Regions from separate parts of the Homo sapiens genome. Here region 2 is linked to region 1. A link is a loop called in an ENCODE intact Hi-C map of the cell type or tissue named here. Cell type or tissue: Caco-2. All regions are shown on one strand. Links, peaks and the distances in the headings refer to the core of each region. The heading gives the core; the rest is flanking DNA. Region 1 overlaps LINC02210-CRHR1 (LINC02210-CRHR1 readthrough). Region 2 holds the start of CRHR1 (corticotropin releasing hormone receptor 1).

Region 1 (8,327 bases), core at 11-8,010:
ATGTTGGCCAGGCTGGTCTCAAACTCCTGACCTCAAGTAATCTGCCTGCCTCGGCCTCCCAAAGTGCTGGGATTACAGGCATGAGCCACCACACCCAGCCTTGGGTGTAGTATCGATCCAAAATGATATCTGATGTACAGGAAGGGGGAAAGATCTGTTTTGTATGTAAGAGTAAGTTAGTAGAAATACAGTGAGGAGAGTCATGAATGGAGGGGAACATTGAAGACACAAGGCTGGCGGAAGGCTGCAGGATGTTTACACCCCTGGGACCCCGAAGAGGTCAGTGAGAAGAGAGTCAAGTTAGATTTCAATCAGATGGCACCATAGACCCGGCTAAGATTGAACCGGGTAGGCCTACCCTAGGATGATCTAGTTCGGGAGCCCCCCTCCTTGGGGATCGTTTTGGGGAGGGGTTTGTGCAGTGGACAAAGGATGAGATCAAGAGGAGACTATGTTGAAAAAAAAAAATGCCAGCCAGGCGCAGTGGCTCATGCCTGTAATCCCAACCCTTTGGGAGGCCGAGGCGGGTGGATCCCCTGAGGTCAGGAGTTCGAGACCAGCCTGGCCAACATGACAAAACCCCATCTCTACTAAATATACAAAAATTAGCCGGGTGAGGTGGCGCACGCCTGTAGTCCCAAATACTCAGGAGGCTGAGGCAGGAGAATCACTTGAACTCAGGAGGCGGAGGTTGCAGTGAGCCAAGATCATGCCATTGCACTCAGCCAAGATCACGCCTTTGCACTCCAGGCTGGGTGACAGAGCAAGACTCTGCCTCAAACAAACAAATAAAAATGTTGGGGAAAGGAAGAGAAAGCCAGCAACTTCCTGGGTATCCAAGTCAGGCACATCAGCAGGTGTTTGTGTGCTCCCCCCAGCAAGTTCCTCACCTCCTTTACCAGGGGTTACAGCTCCATGAGAGAAAAGCCTGATAGATAGAGATGGAAGAGCCCCTTCTCCTAATGGTGGCTGTGTCTCTGCTTGGCTTATCAGCAGTGTGACAGTTTGCTGTTTTGATCGCTCTCCCTTGCCCAACCATTGCCAACCCAGGTTGAGCCCACCTCAAGGGATTGGGCAGATAGAAAGTGTGGGTCAGTACAATCCTCACAATAACTTAGATGATGACATTAGAGCTCAGTAAGGTAGATGTTTTTAACCATGGTCACACAGCTGGCCTACAGTGGAGCAAGGATTTGAACCCGGGGTCTTAATGCTAGGATCCAAATTGTTAACCACACAGCACTGGGCTGGCATCTGCAGAATCTCAGGTTCCCCATGGGTCCCCACATTTTAAGAAGGATGTGGACAGATCAAAGGGGTAGCTCCTGGAGAGCTACCAGGAGAATGGGAGAATGGGAGAGGCTGGAAATCTTGTCCTGTAAAAAACACAAGGAGAGCCAAGTACAATGGCTCACACCTGTAATTTCAGCACTTTGGGAGGCCGAGGAGGGCGGATCACCTGAAACCAGGAGTTCGAGACTAGCCTGGCCAATGTGGTGAAACTCCATCTCTACTAAAAATACAAAAATTAGCCAGGTGTGGCGGCTCACGCCTGTAATCCCAGCTATTTGGGAGGCTGAGGCAGGAGAATTGCTTGAACTCGGAATGTGGAGGCTGCAGTGAGCCAAGATCATGCTACCGCACTCCAGCCTGGGCGACAGAGACTCCATCTCCAAAACACACACACACACACACACACACACACACACACACACACACACACACACACACAAAACAAGACAAAAAAACAAAAAACCTACAGGTCATCAGGGAATTCTGTCTGAGATAAAAATGACTTGGGAAAATGCAATAACTGTCCTCAAGCTCTCAGAGAAATGTTATGTGGCAAAACAAAGACATTTATTTTTCACAGCAGTACTAGAATAATAATGATGTATTTCAACATTCTAAGGTTTAGAGTTCTCTTAAACAGGAGTGGGCTGCTTTGAGATACTGAGCTCCCGGGCACTGAAAGTATTCAAGCAGAAGCTGGACGCCATGGGCCAGGCTTTCTTTTATTAAAACCGAGATGCTACTCTTCCTCTTCTCAAAGTGCCTACAGAACAGCTGAGACCTACTTACCCAGCTCGTTTGTCACTATTAGTTTCATGACTATAAATTTCATACAGCTTTACTGAGGGATAACCTATGTACTGTACAATTTACCCATTGTAAGTGAACAATTTGATGGTTCCTAGTAAATCTATACAGTTCTGCAACCATGACTACAGTCCAGTTGCAGAAACTTTGTGATTATAGATTTTTTCCCCAAAGAACATTGTTAGCATCAAGGGTAGATCCAGGTCCCATGGGCCGTGGTCTCCGCTGACCTAACAGCAGGCCTCTGTGCTGTGGCTCTTTCCTCATATCCTCTCCTCATTCCTTCTTGGGAGTCACCTGATGCTGCCCTGCCACATGCTGCTTGGCCTTCCTGGGCCCTGGGCACCTCGCCCCTCCCCGAGTTGTCCCCGCTGGGCACCTTTGCTTCCTTCCCTCCTTCTTTGCCATGGCTTGGGGGCAGGGGCTTGGTCTTCAGCAGATTCCAAGGCAGTAGGGTGTACTTAGAAGTATGTGAGCCCTGATAACCCAGACCTGTATTTGGCTCACAGCCATGTGGCCTCCAGCAAGTCACCTTATTTTTTGTTATTTCTGTTTTGTTTTGAGACAGGGTCTCACTCTGTTGCCTAGGCTGAGTGCAATGGCTCAGTCTCATCTCACTGCAGCCTCTATCTCCCGGGCTCAAGTGATCCTTCCACATCAGCCTCCCGAGGAGCTGTGACTACAGGCACACACCACCACACCCAGCTAATTTTATTTTTTTTGTAGAGATGAGGTCTCACTATGTTGCCCAGGCTGGTCTTGAACTCCTGGATTCAACCAATCCGCCTGTCTCAGCCTCTTAAAGTGCTGCGATCACAGGCATGCGCCACCATGCCTGGTGACTTTATCTTCTTGAACCTTAATTTTTCCCCTTTTGTAATGCAGACATAATACACATGCCTCGCTCAGTGCAAAGATCAGAGATGATGTGTATCAAGTGACTAGCACAGTATCTACTTTTTTTTTTTGAGACAGTCTTGCTCTGTTGTCCAGGCTGGAGTGCAGTGATGCGATCTCAGCTCACTACAGCCTCCACCTCCCAGGTTCAAGTGATTCTCCTTCCTCAGCCTCCCAAGTAGCTGGGACTACAGGCGTGCACCACCACACCTGGCTAATTTTTGTATTTTTAGTAGATAGTTTCACCATGTTGGCCGGGCTGGTCTCGAACTGCTGACCTCAAGTGATCCACCCACCTTGGTCTCCCAAAATGCTGGGATTACAGGTGTGAGCCACCATGTCTGGCCAATATCCACTATTTTTAGTAAATGATAGCCATGATTACTGCTGCCACCTTCATTATTGACACTCAAATGTCCTCTGCTCTGAGTGCTTATTTTGCCTTTCTCTTCTAGGATATCCCTGTTTTCTGGGTCTCTCCTGGTGTCCAGCCATTACCACAGGCACAGAGATGGATTCCTCTACACTTGGGAAACCCCAAGGCTGACCCCAGCCAGGGATGCATGTGGGTTACTTGGGAATGGAGCAGCAGCACCACCTAGTGGCAATGTGCAGCAGCATGCTAATTACTGGCCAAATGCAGGAGCTTGTCTAATAGCTACTACATCAGGACACCTTGGAAGTCACCTACTCCAGCGGTTCGTCCAGCACTTGTGTGGCCACAGCATCCTCCTAGAGAGGGCTTCCCATGCCATGCACTAGAACAAAAGAGGATGTGGAGAATGAAAGACAAAATAGGAGAAAACTTCTCAGTGTAATGCTCCTCAGGGACCACAGGGTAGTAAAAAAAAGTTTAAAAAGCATCTCCACCAGATCTAGAGACAGGAAGTAGGTCAGTGGTTAGTGGTTGCCCAGTGCTGCGGAGGACAGGGGAAATGAGGAGTGACTGCTAAAGGGTACAGGGTTTCTTTTCAGGGTGATAGAAATGTTTTAAAAGTGGCCAGGCGCAGTGATTCACGCCTGTAATCTCAGCACTTTGGGAGGCCAAGGCGGGCAGATCGCTTGAGGTCAGGAGTTCAAGGCCAGCCTGGCCAACATAGTGCATCCCCGTCTCTACTACTCATACAAAAATTAGCCAGATGTGGTGGTGCACGCCTGTAATCCCAGCTACTCGGGCAGCTGAGGCACGAGAATCGCTTGAACCCAGGAGGCAGAGGTTGCAGTGAGCTGAGATTGTGCCACTGCACTCCAGCCTGGGTGACAGAGTGAAACTCTGTCTCAATAATAATAATAATAATAATGATAATGATAATAATAATAATAATAATGCTGATGAGTTTGTGGCCAGCACTGCTGTTCATACTTGGACAAGATATCTCCAGGGAAACACCGGAGCAAGACATTCAAAGGTAGGAGACACTTAATCCTCATAACTCTATGAGGCAGGTATCAGTATCCCCATTTAACAGTTAAGCAAACTGAGGCTCCGAGATACAGAGGCTAAGAGTCAGTGGCCTGAGGCTAGCAGCCAGTGAGGGACATGGCAGGGATGCAAACATGGCTTTCAGAGACCCAAGTCTTTCCTTAAAACTACTGTACTGAAAAGTGCTCCCCACTTATACTTACTTTGACTCACCAGCTCCAGTGTCACAGTGTGGGAAAGGCTGTAGTGGGTGTGCCGTGAAAAGGCAAGGCGTACTGCCAGGGCCTAAGGCTGGGACAGCACATCTCAGTTTGTCTTCCATAAACACACCCTAGGAGTTTCAATAGAAACTCTGCTAAAATTGATGAGGAAAGAGATTTCAAGAAGTTCAATACATTCAGAAGCACATGACTATCCTCTCCTCCTTCCAAAGCAAGTTCTTTATCGTCTGAGCAATCAATAAGTGTTTAACGAGGCCTGGCACTGTATTAGGTAAGCTGTAGCATAAATACAAAAGTGTAAGACACAGTCCCTGCCCATTTGAGGCGTACAATCTAAATATTTCTCAGAGGCCGGGTGCGGTGGCTCACACCTGTAATCCCAACACTTTGGGAGGCCGAGGCAGGCGGATCATGAGGTCAGGAGTTCAAGACCAACCTGGCCAACGTGGTGAAACCCTGTCTCTACTAAAGATACAAAAATTCGCCGGGCGTGGTGGAGGGCGCCTGTAATCCCAGCTACTCAGGAGCTTGAGGCAGGAGAATCGCTTGAACCCAGGAGGCAGAGATCACACCATTGCACTCCAGCCTGGGCAACAAGAGCAAGACTCTGTTTCAAAAAAATAACATAACATAACATAACATAACATAACATAACATAACATAACATAACATAAATAACATAAATAACATAAATAAAATAAAATAAAATAAAATAAAACAAATATTTCTCAGAAATTACTCCATGGTTAAAAAGCAAATCTGGACTTAGTTGCCAGTATTGCAATGAACATTCTTTAAATTCAATATTTTGAAGAAAAACATGATACCACACATTTATCATGGAATGAAATTTTTTCCTAGTAATATAAACTTCATTGTTATGAATAAATAAGGTTTGCTTCAGTTAAAATTCACCTGACATGGCCCTCCTGTATAATTTTTTATTTAATTTTATTTTTAAAATTTTATTTAAAATTTATTATATTAAATTTGGGACAGGTTCTTGCCATGTTGCCCAGGCTGATCTCAAACTCTGGGCTCAAGCGACTCTCCCACCTTGGCCTCCCAAAGTGCTGGGATTACAGGCATGAGCCACTGTGCCTGGCCAATCTTCTATAATTCGAATAAATATTTCTTGAAAAAGTAGTTTTAGAAGGTTAAATAGGCCAGGCGTGGTGGCTCACGCCTATAATCCCAGCACTTTGGGAGGCCGAGGCAGGTGAATCACTTGAGGTCAGGAATTAAAGACCAGCCTGGCCAACATGATGAAACCCTGTCTCTACTAAAAATACAAAATTTAGCTGGGCGTGGTGGCGGGCGCCTATAGTCCCAGCTACTCAGGAGGCTGAGGCAGGAGAATCGCTTGAACCCGGGAGGCAGAGGTTGCTGTGAGCCAAGATCACGCCACTGTACTCTAGCCAGGGTGATAGAGCAAGACTCCATCTCAAAAAGAAAAAAAAAAAGAAGAAAAAGTTTAAATAGAAGTGCTTAGGTACTAATATGGCCAACAATTGTCTGGACAAACGAGCTCTAGGCTACTTAGTGAACCTCCTCTCCGGGATATTTTTATTAATATTTGGAGAACAACATAAAACACATTTCCAAGTGGTTCATGAGATGCCATGGCCATCCAAAAGAGGGAGGCAATGCGCCGGAGCTTGGTCTTGACAAGAGATATTTTCCATAGCAAAATTTACCACTAACTCGAGGGCAATACCAGGTGGGCTGGGAATCTCACATCTCCCAAATTAGCCTCTTGATTCTGTCACAAACTTTCAGAACTCAAAGGCTTGTGGTTCTGGGAATGGAAACTAACCAAACATCATCTGGACTGAGACAGCCAAACCTGGAGACAGCGCCATCCCAAAAGTGAACCGTCTGCTTCATGGGAAGAACATTTATCTCAGAGCAGGGAGGGATGTAGCAGCTGCAGTCGCAGGGGACCGAGACCCAAGACGGTGATGCCCAGAGCACAAACACGACCCTCCACTGGCCTGTGGGGCTCTGGGAAAGAGCTTCGGCCTCACACTGGGTCACCTCCCCACAGGGTCCCCATCTGGCAAATAAGGGAAGGAACTAGCATAAGGAAAAGGCTGGATACCTTCCTAGTGTTATGAAGTATTGATATGCCAGTGAAAAAGCTCACGGATGTCTTTAAATAAAGCGTCTTACATCAGGAACTCTGGGCTACAATATAGTTTCAGGGAAAAGTTCCAATCTGAGCCTCTTTGCACCTGCAATAAGCAAATACCTTTTCTTTCCTGAGGATCATTTGCTTAAAGCACTGAAGAGTGAGCTGCTAGCTGCAGCAGTGGTGGTAAAGAATGACGATTTCTCGGTAGCGCAGTGGCTCATGCCTGTAATCCCAGCATTTTGGAAGGCTGAGGTGGGTGGATCCCTTGAGCTCAGGAGTTACAGACCAGCCTGGGCAACATGGCAAGACCCTGTCTCCACAAAAAATACAAAAATTAGCCAGGTGTGGTGGTGCACACCCATAGTCTCAGCTACTCAGGGGGCTGAGGTGGGAGGATTGCTTGAGCCCGAGAGACGGAGGTTGCAGTGAGCTGAGATCGCACCACTGCACTCCAGCTTGGGCGACAGAGTGGGAGGCTGTTTCAAAAAAAATTTTTTTAATAAAAAATAAATAAACATGAAAAGGTACAGTAAAAATATGGTTTTAAAAAAAAAAGAATGACAATTCCTTCCTTTTTACGAAAGGATGCCAAAGACTAACAGGACTCCAGACGCCAGACCAGGATTGCAACAGCTGAACTCAGTCCCCGCTCCAACTCGCCTCCATGAAGCCCGCTCTGGCCTTCGAGCACCAGCAAGCCCTCTGGACTTCTCCATCAATTGCAAAAATGATCATCAAAGCTACTGAAATGGAAGGTGGTGTTTAAAACTTAACACTGGGTTTCTTAAAATGTAACACTGCTTTTCTTATGGCATGGATAAGGCACTGTGAGAAAGCTGCCTCCACTCCCAGCACACACGTACACGTGCACACAGCAGAGGCTAGCTGATGTGGCCACAAGGCACAAAGAATAGATCCTTCTGATCAGTTCTGGTTCTGGAACTGGTTGGCGAGCCAGTTCAGGCCTTCGTAAAGCCCATGTCCAGTAGTGGCACAAGTAGCCTGAATGTGCCAGTTTCTGTAGCGGAGGGAATGGAGGCCGAGCTTGTCCGTTATCTCTGCCGCGTTCATAGTATTAGGGAGATCCTTGAAAAAGAACATTCAAAAGTCAATGTATACTGTTGTATCCATATAGCGAAATATGCTCTTCCCTGTTAAACGTGCCCAAACCCACAGTCTTCTCTGTTGATGGCAACTCCAACCTTCCAGTTGCTCAGGCCAAAAAGCTTGAAATTATCCTTACTTTTTTACTCTCAATGTCACAGCCAATCTGTCAGGAACTCCTAACGGTTCCACTATCAAAATTTATCCAGAATCTGACCACTTACTAACTCCACAGCTGTCGCCGTGATCTGACACCACATCGCTTCTCACCTGGATGACTGAAATAACTTCCTAACTGTCCTCCCTACTTCTCTGCTCTTGCTCCCGTGAAGCCTATTCTCAACCCAGCCATCGGTGAATCAGATTGAATCATTCTTCTATCAAAACTGCAACAGCTCCCCCTCTCTCAGGATACGAGTCAGAGTCCTTATGGTCCACAAAGCCTCCT
Region 2 (8,327 bases), core at 315-8,314, 140 kb before region 1:
CGAGGAGATGCAGTGGGTGTGTGGCTGACTCCGAGGTGCTCAGGCCCCTGCCCCTCCCTGGGGATAGAGACAATGTCTTGTCTGTCTTCTCCTGACTCATGGCCACTTGTACACACATCGTCTCTCCCCACTCACACACACACTTTCACACACCCTGTCTCTCCCCATTCACACACATTTTCCCCCAGGACTCTGTAACTGTTATAGTGTGAGGCCCACAATATAGGCCCCAGAGTGGACCCTTTCCCAACACTGGCTGACTTGTTGGGGATGGAGCTGGATTTGGGATTAACCCTAAATCCCCTAGATTTGTACTCTCATGCTGACAAAACTACCTGAGCTCTCATCTGGCTGAGCTCTAGAGTGAGATTTAGGTGGCTTCGAATATTTTCTGGTAATGGCCGGGCATGGTGGCTCATGCCTGTAATCCTAGCACTTTGGGAGGCCGAGGCTGGCTGATCGCTTGAGCCCAGGAGTTTGAGACCAGCCAGGGCAATATGGGGAAACCCCATCTCTACAAAAAATACAAAGATTAGCTGGGTGTGGTGGTGCATGCCTGTGGTCCCAGCTATTCTGGAGGCTGGGGTGGGAGGATCACCAGAGCCTAGGGAGGTTGAGGCTTCAGTGAGCCATGATCACACCATTACACTCCAACCTGGGCGACAGAGTGGGACCCTGTCTTGAAAAAAAAAAAAAAAAAAAAGGATATTTTCTGGTAAAAGCAAACAAAACAAAGCCTTTTATCAGAGTGTCTGGGTTTGAATTCTGACTTCACTACTCACTGGCTGTGTGACCTTGAACCAGTTACTTAGCCTCTCTGTGTCTCAGGAATAATTCCTACTTCCTAGGGCTGTTAGGAGGACTAAATGACTTAATATTTGCAAAGCAGGTAGAATAATGCCCAGTGAATTGTACATGCTACATAAATAAAAGAAGAAAAGCAACTATTTAATTGTAACCAACGTTTGAAACCAGCATTCGCTGGCCATTCACTCACTGCCCCACATTCATCTGGAATTTATTGAATGCCTACTGAGTTTATTAGGCCAGGCATAAAGGGCAAACACCCCACCATCTAGTAGGAACAAAGGAAATAAAAAGACTTTTTTAAGGAAAACATGATCATTCTAAACAGAGATTTGCACACAATTCTATGAAAGGCCAGAAAAAGAACATTGATCTATTTCCGCGTAAACCTGAAAAAAAAAAAAAGAAAAGAAAACACCCGCAGTTCAGTTCTTTGAATCCATTTAAAAGACTGAATTTGGTCTAACTGGTTTGTGCATTTAGACCAGGCTTCGGTACACGCGAGCCTTTTGGAAACTATTCCCATTCAGTGCCAACTACTCGACCTCTCTGGATGTTTTTCTTCTACCTTCCTCACCTGTCTGTCTCCTCGAACGCCCAGAAAATAATCTGAGTTCATCCCTAGCCCTCAGGTAACGGATGGGGGAGGGGATGTGGGTTCAGTAAGACCAACCCTTGATCATTTTAAGAATCAATTTATAAATATTTGGGGAGGGGCAGGATTAGAGAAAAATCTCAGTAACTTGTAACGTCTCAACTAAGGAAGCAGCAGCTGCTGCATTTAAAAATCTTGGTGGTTTAACTCAAACCACTTGGTAAGCCGGTATACGTACAGTTGGTTTAATAACTGATGGAAAAATGAAATTCCGCCAATCCGCACCCCTCCCCCAAATCCACCGAAGTCTCTTGAATGTAATCGCTCTGAATGCCCTGAGCCGGGTCAAGCTGGTGTCTATGTTTGTGGCTGGAGCGGACCCTGCGGAGTCCCGAGCCCCGGGTGAGGCGATGCCCAGACTGGCGCGAAGCGGGGTGTCCCGGCAGCAGCGCAGAGGCCCACCCGCCTCTCCGGCCGGCTGCAGCGGGCGCGCCTATACCCTGCAAAACCAAAACGCTCTGGAAAGCGCTTGGGGCTGCAAGTGACGCCTGACACGAGCGGCGGGCCGGACTGCCGGCCTCCCGGCCCTTCCCTGGCTCACACAACCCGCGGGCCGCCCCCACCGCCCACGAACTTCAGCGGGCAGACGCTGGACGTGCGGTCTGGCTACTTTCCTAAACTCCAGCGCCCGATCCGCGTCGCAGGGTCGGCCGCGCAGCGCGGGGATCGCGGGTGCCCAGGCTCGGAGAACGAGCGTCGCGCTCCCAGCCGCGGTCGGGGAACAGGAACTGCCGCCAGAGGCACCGTCTCCTCCCCCGAGACTGCGATATTGATCAAGGGCTCGCAGGCGCGGGCGGCATTCATCTCTCCGGACTCGCAGCTCGCCGCGGAGGGGAAGGGGCAGGACGCGCTCCCAAGACTAGGGCGGGGGCGTGCGGAGTCGGGGAGCTGTTTGGGGGCGCTGGGGCGAGGTGGGAACCCCGCTTCAGAGTCTCCAGTCCCGGGGCCGAGGTCTGCAGGAAGGGCGTGGGAGGTGGAACCTCCCCTCCCCTAGGCGTCTGCCCGAGAGCCTAGAGCGATTCTTGGCGCGGAGCCGGCTACCCGGGTGGGCGGACCCCCTCCTCCGCCAACATCCCGGCGGCTTCGCCACGATTTCTTTTCTCACCTGAGTCTCCCCCTGCCTACCCAACCCTGGCTCCAAAGGTCCAGAGAGTTAGGCTGCCCCGGAGCCCAGCCTTCCCCGACCTAAGCACGGCTCTCCCAGCGCCCCCGCCCCCATCACACCCACAGCCCAGCCCCGTCCCGCGTCCGCCAGGGGCCGGGGGCGCCAGCGCTCGAGGGATGGCCGGCGGGCTGTTACCTTGACGAGACGGAGCTGCGGGTGCCCTCCCATCCTCGGGCTCGCTCGGCTACCGTCCTGAATGCCCGGGTCCTACGGACATCCCAGAGGGACCGGCGGGCGGCTGCGGGCTCGGGCGGCACGGGGTGGGCGGCCGGGCTCCTCGGTCGCTGCCTGGTGAGGAGATGCCCGGCTCGGCGCTTCCCGGCCCCGCGGCCCGGCCCGGCCCGGCCCGGCTCTCGCTCGCCCCTTCCCGGGGAAGTCTGGCCGCCGTTTCCCGACGCAGCCCGGCCCGCGGCCGCCTCTTGCCGGCCTCGCCCCCGCCACCTCCCCCACGGTCCGCGCCGCTCCTCGCCTCGGCTCCCCGCCCCCTCGCCCAGCTCGTCCCCTCCCCTTCCTCCCCCTCCCTCTCCCCTCCGCTCCCCTTCGGTCCCTCCTCCGCGCCTCGCCCCTCGGCTCCCTCCCAGCTCCTCCTCGCCTCCTCCGTTCCCTCCCCTTCCCCCGGCCCGCTCTCTGTGTCCCGCCGCCAGGATCCCCTTTCCCTGCGCCCGGGGTTTGCGGCAGTCCTCGGGGCGCGCTGGCAGCAGTGGCGGCCGCCGCAGCCCGGGGAGAAGCCGGGAATGGGGGAAGGGGGCCGCGGTAAAGGATCAGCCTCCCGCCCGGCCGAGGTCGGGGCCTGGGAAGTCCCAGGGATCTGGGGTGACTTGGGCCAGGGTGCTCAGGTGAATTTATGAGGGCGAGGCTATTGGGGGCTAGGGAACAGGGCGGTCCCTACTGAGCGGAGCCGCCGCGGAACCCAGTGAGGCTGCGACCTGCGTTTGGGCAGTTCCCGCCCTGCGGCTGGCTAGGAGGAGCTCCTCGCCGCCCCCATTCCAGCCGCGCCGGGCGCTGGGCCCGACCCCCAGCACCTTTGGCACTGATGTGCCTGGTGCGCGCTGAGACGCGAACGCTCTGCAAGATGAGCCCTTATTCATTCGTTCCTTCTTTCCTTCATTTGTTCATCTTACAAACTGAGTGCCTGGCCACTTTGGTTCAGGCAAGAGGCTGGATCTGGGAACCCTTTGGACCTGGGAGCCCCAGGATGAAAGGGAGACGGCGGTGCCCTGCAGGACAAGCGGGCACTGAACGCTGCCCAGGGGAAAGCCGGGCGCGCATTGCGTTGCAGCGCGGCGAACGCTGCTAGGAGCCCGCGGGCAGGGCGTGGGGAGGACACAGCGCCCCCTCCCGGCCGGCCGAGCCCTCTGGGCAGCGGTGGGCCTCCCCGCCAGACCCCGGGGCCGTCTTCTGAATTGGCTTCGGAGCTCCCCATCCCAGGAAGCAACTCCCAGCCCTTCCAGATGAACAGAACTTTTGACTTCCTCTTCACTCTTCCTCTCTCCTACCAGAGCTGAAAAGGGAGAAACTGGGAGGTAGAGAAATCTTCACTCCACCCGCAGAGCCTAGGCCGCCTGGCCAATGCAGCCCCTATTGGGTACACCAGAGCACCTGGGGCGGCGGGCAGTCGGCTTTGAAATCAAACTGAACCCACCTGCCCTGCACCCTGTGCCCTGCCGTGCCCACCCTACTCCTCCCTCCTGCCCTCTTCTCAGCACACTGGGCAAGAGCCAGCGTGTTCATGGGTCCACTGGCCTTCATTTGGAGCTGGAGTTATTTTAGAAGATCGTAAGATCCAACACACACAGTTTACTGGTGAGAAAATGGAGGCACACAGAGGGTAAGCCTAGTCCTCCTTCACCTCATTCCCAGCTCACAGTGCCTGGAGGGCTGGGCCCTAAAGGGGCCTGGGACACTGAAGTGGGGAGGGGCATTGCCCAGGAAGCCAGCTGCTCACATGGCTTATCCACACACCTGGCACTTTCCAGGTGAAGCACACAGTCCCGAGTCTTGCAAAACCCCCATTAGGTTAGTGCTCCGGAGCTGGCTGTGCCGAGTTGGGCCCTGACTTGCCCCAGCCAACCCCAGAAGGGATGGACATGCTAAGCAGATGGACAACTAACTGTTACCAACAACAGTTAAGTGCGGGGCAGTCTGATGTGCAGGTTCTGGAGTCAGATGGCCTGAGTTTGAATCTTGGCTTTTCCACTTACAAGCTGTATAAACTTGGAGAGTTATTTAACAATGCCTCAATTTTCTCATCTATAAAATCGGGGTAGAAACGCTACTTCTGAGGGTGGTTGGGGAGTTTGAAGGAGTTGGTATTTGTAAAGAGCTTGGAACGGAGCCTGGCACATAGTGAGAGCTTAATGAGGGTTAGCTGTAGTCACCAATACTATGATCATCATCATCATCACGATGGAGTGGACTGGATGCTCAAGTGTGAGGGGTGGCTTGGTCCCACCCTCTAGGCAGTTCTTTGTGGGGAGCAGAATTCTTGATCAGAAATTCACCAGCAGCAGTAGGCTGTGGAATCAGAGGAGAGGAAGCCGGTTGGTCCTCTGGTAGCTTTGCCCAGGCCCAGCCAAGGCCTTGCTCCCTCCCTGGTCCCACCTTGGAGCACACTCTCTAAGGACTAGACGGCTCCAGCTTCTGTGTTTCTCTCTGCTTAATAAACACCATCAAATTTTGCCTCTCTGAGCCCCATTATCCTCCCCTTGACATGATCTTTAAATATGCTAATGCCATTGATTGGACTGCAATCAAGTCTTGCTCTTCCTGACTTTTTTGCCCAGGAGTCAGACCTTCTCGCTTTCTGAAGTGGCGTCTACAGATAGCTCATTTCATCCTGTCTGTGTTGATTTCACTGACTTAACCTCCACCCCACCACATCCCGCTGACGGACAGGTCAGGGGAGGAGGCTTCTGCCTAATTCCTCGACCTACTTATTTATAGTTTTGGCCTTGGCAGCCTCAGGGGGGTTATGAAAGTTTGGCGTTTAACATTCCTTCTGTAAAAAGGTTCAATATCCCCTTTCATTTGTCCTGAAACTACTTCCTTTCACCTTCAAGGGCCTGGCTCTCATCTGCTGGGCTTGGTGAAGGTGCTAGTGTCTGCCCTGTCCCTCCCTCCTACACCCTTCCTTCCCTCAGCCCCAGCCAGAGCAGCCTCTGCACACCCTCCTCAGGATAGGCTCCTACTCCATTCCAGCATTCTTTTCCCAGGATGGCCTTTTCCAAACTCTCTTCTCATCCCATCCCTCCCTTGCCTTCTCACCCCTTCCTGTCCAGCCAGCAGCAGAATCAGCTTTCATTCATTTAATCTGCCAGATTTGGAAGACAGGAGAAATGTGAGGATTCCAAACAGGAATAAAAGACAATCACATGTCCTTCCCAACAGTAGGAGAGACAGATTTGATGTAATGATGGGTGAGACCCAGGGAGGCAGGGCTGAATAGGCACTTCCTACCTGTGGGGTTCCACTGGCTTAACCATCCCCGGGAGGTTGCTGGTCTGGAACCATACTTCTCAGACAACTGTGGCAAAGAACTGGTTCTGTATTTTAAAATTTCTAATCTGTCACAGGCCAATGCGATTGCAAAACACTGCGGGAATGAATTATTAGAAAAATGCAATAAAAGGCCAGATGTGGTGGCTCATTGCCTGTAATCCCAGTACTTTGGGAGGCCAAGGCAGGTGGATCACTTGAGGTCAGGAGTTTGAGACTAGCCTGGCCAACATGGTGAAACCCTATCCCTACTAAAAGTACAAAAATTAGCCGGGCATAGTGGCACGAGCCTGTAATCCCAGCTACTTGGGAGGCTGAGGCAGGAGAATCGCTGGAACCTGGGAGGAGGAGGTTGCAGTGAACCCAGATCCTGCCACAGCACTCCAGCCTGGGCAACAGAGTGAGACTCAGTCAAAAAAAAAAAGAAAAAAAGAAAGAAAGAAAGAAAGAAAAAAAGACAAAATGAAAGCCCTGTTTTAAACACTAGCACATCAAATGGACATAAAACTATTCTGTCTAATGGCTTAAAAATGTCAAAATGTAGCTAGGTGCAGTGGCTCACACCTGTAATCCCAGCACTTTGGGAGGCTGAGAAGGGTGGATCACCTGAAGTCAGGAGTTTGAAACCAGCCACCGCACCCGGCCCAACCTCACCAGACTCCCCTCACGCGGTTGCCTCCTGTGTGCCTCTGCCTTGGAATGCCCCTCCCCATTATGCCTTCTTCAAGGCTCAGAACAAACATCACCTCCTGCATAGAGCTTTCCAGAACCCGAGAAGTTAGCATGAATGTTTCTGTTGAGTCCCTTGACTCTCTGCCAGTGATGTGGCTGAGGCGTGAGCTGTGGATCAAAGTGCTTGGGTCACCACCTCTGCCCTACCACTGCTCTCTAGGACCTTGGGGAGTTGCTTAACTTCAATAAGCCTCAGTTCCCCCTGAAAAATAGGATGATAGCAATAGTTGTGGAGATTAAATATGAGCCATGGGTCGGGTGCCATGGCTCACGCCTATAATCCCAGCACTTTGGGAGGCCCAGGCAGGCAGATCACCTGAGGTTGGGAGTTCGAGACCAGCCTGACCAACATGGAGAAACCCCATCTCTACTAAAAATATAAAATTAGCTGGGCATGGTGGCGCATGCCTGTAATCCCAGCTACTTGGGAGGCTGAGGCAGGAGAATCGCTTGAACCCAGGAGGCGTAGGTTGTAGTGCGCTGAGATCACGCCATTGCACACCAGCCTGGGTGACAAGAGCAAAACTCTCACTCCAAAAAAAAAAAAAAAAAAAAAAAAGTCTAAATGCTTATGCTCAATTTCTGCACTTACCAGGTCATAAACTGGCAACACAGTTTGCAGACAGGTGCCGGTCTGTAGATCATGCTTGGAGTAGCACTGGTCTGGAATGTTTGTGAAGCATGAGGCTAGGAAAGTGGCCTCTTTAAAATCCCATGAACATTGGGGGATATTGTATTAATTACTCCATTCATCTGTGCATTCATTCAACAAACATTTAATGAGGAGCAACTAGGTACCAGTCACTGTTGGACACTGAGGCTAATAAAGATAAATATAACAGGGTCCTGGCCCTCAAGATGTTCACAGGCTGGAATGGGAAGCAGCCACTTTGATAAATAATTAAGAGCTAGTGAAATTAGGTCAACAATAGACCAGGCACTGCGGGTGTGGAGGCAGGAATATTAATTCTGCCTGAGACCAATGGGGAAGACTCTACCAAGGAGGTGATGCTTGTGCTGGGGTTTGGAGGCAGAGGCAGGTGTTTAATCCCATGTGGCCAACCGGCATTTGATAGAGGAATTAAAATACGTAAAGTGCTTAGCGCAGTGCCTAGCACATAGTAAATGCTTCAAATGTTTGCTATTTTTATTATTCAATATTATGAATGATCGTCATTGTCATTGTTACTATTCACCTAGATCTGCCTGGCAGTGTGCTTAGTTTGGCATGGGGTTGTGGAGGTCACAATAGGTAATTCAGTTGGGGAAAGAGGTGATCTGGCTTTGAGCTCACCCCCTTTGTCAGAGGAAAGATTTTTCTGGAAGAGGTGGGTTGGGAGCTGGGTATTGAAGGAAGTGGGTATGGACATGTGAGAGAGGGAGACTTTCAAGGCGGGAGGGTCGCTTAGAGACAGAGCCCAAGGAACAAGTATAGGGCAGGGGAGGGGGCTGGTCTGATGGGAACAGGAGATG

Evidence for each region. Peaks named below come from ENCODE experiments on the same cell type or tissue, not always from the same donor. Only the 100,000 strongest peaks of a DNase experiment are listed, where the experiment ranks them.
Region 2: it touches region 1 in a loop (2.5-fold over the local background); 3 of 110 quality-filtered maps call a loop at or near these places.

What each region holds. Positions count from the first base shown.
Region 1 is chr17:45,635,817-45,644,143 of GRCh38, reverse strand. All of the region lies in intron 3 of LINC02210-CRHR1 (LINC02210-CRHR1 readthrough), which reads right to left. The region is part of intron 5 of LINC02210 (long intergenic non-protein coding RNA 2210); the gene reads right to left. It also overlaps the pseudogene ARF2P. Among named protein-coding and RNA genes, the nearest start is that of LINC02210-CRHR1, 20 kb to the right of the region's middle. In Caco-2, for the core only: a CTCF peak has its summit at 3,595 (motif pointing left); a DNase peak (open chromatin) is centred at 3,593.
Region 2 is chr17:45,779,013-45,787,339 of GRCh38, reverse strand. The region is part of intron 3 of LINC02210-CRHR1 (LINC02210-CRHR1 readthrough); the gene reads right to left. CRHR1 (corticotropin releasing hormone receptor 1) reads right to left here and starts at 3,020. Exons shown (of 13, transcript NM_004382.5): 1 at 2,763-3,020. The coding sequence starts at 2,795. RefSeq lists an enhancer at 1,793-2,293. In Caco-2, for the core only: CTCF peaks have their summits at 3,766 and 3,970 (motif pointing left); a DNase peak (open chromatin) is centred at 3,214; H3K4me3 peaks cover 1,946 bases; H3K27me3 peaks cover 440 bases.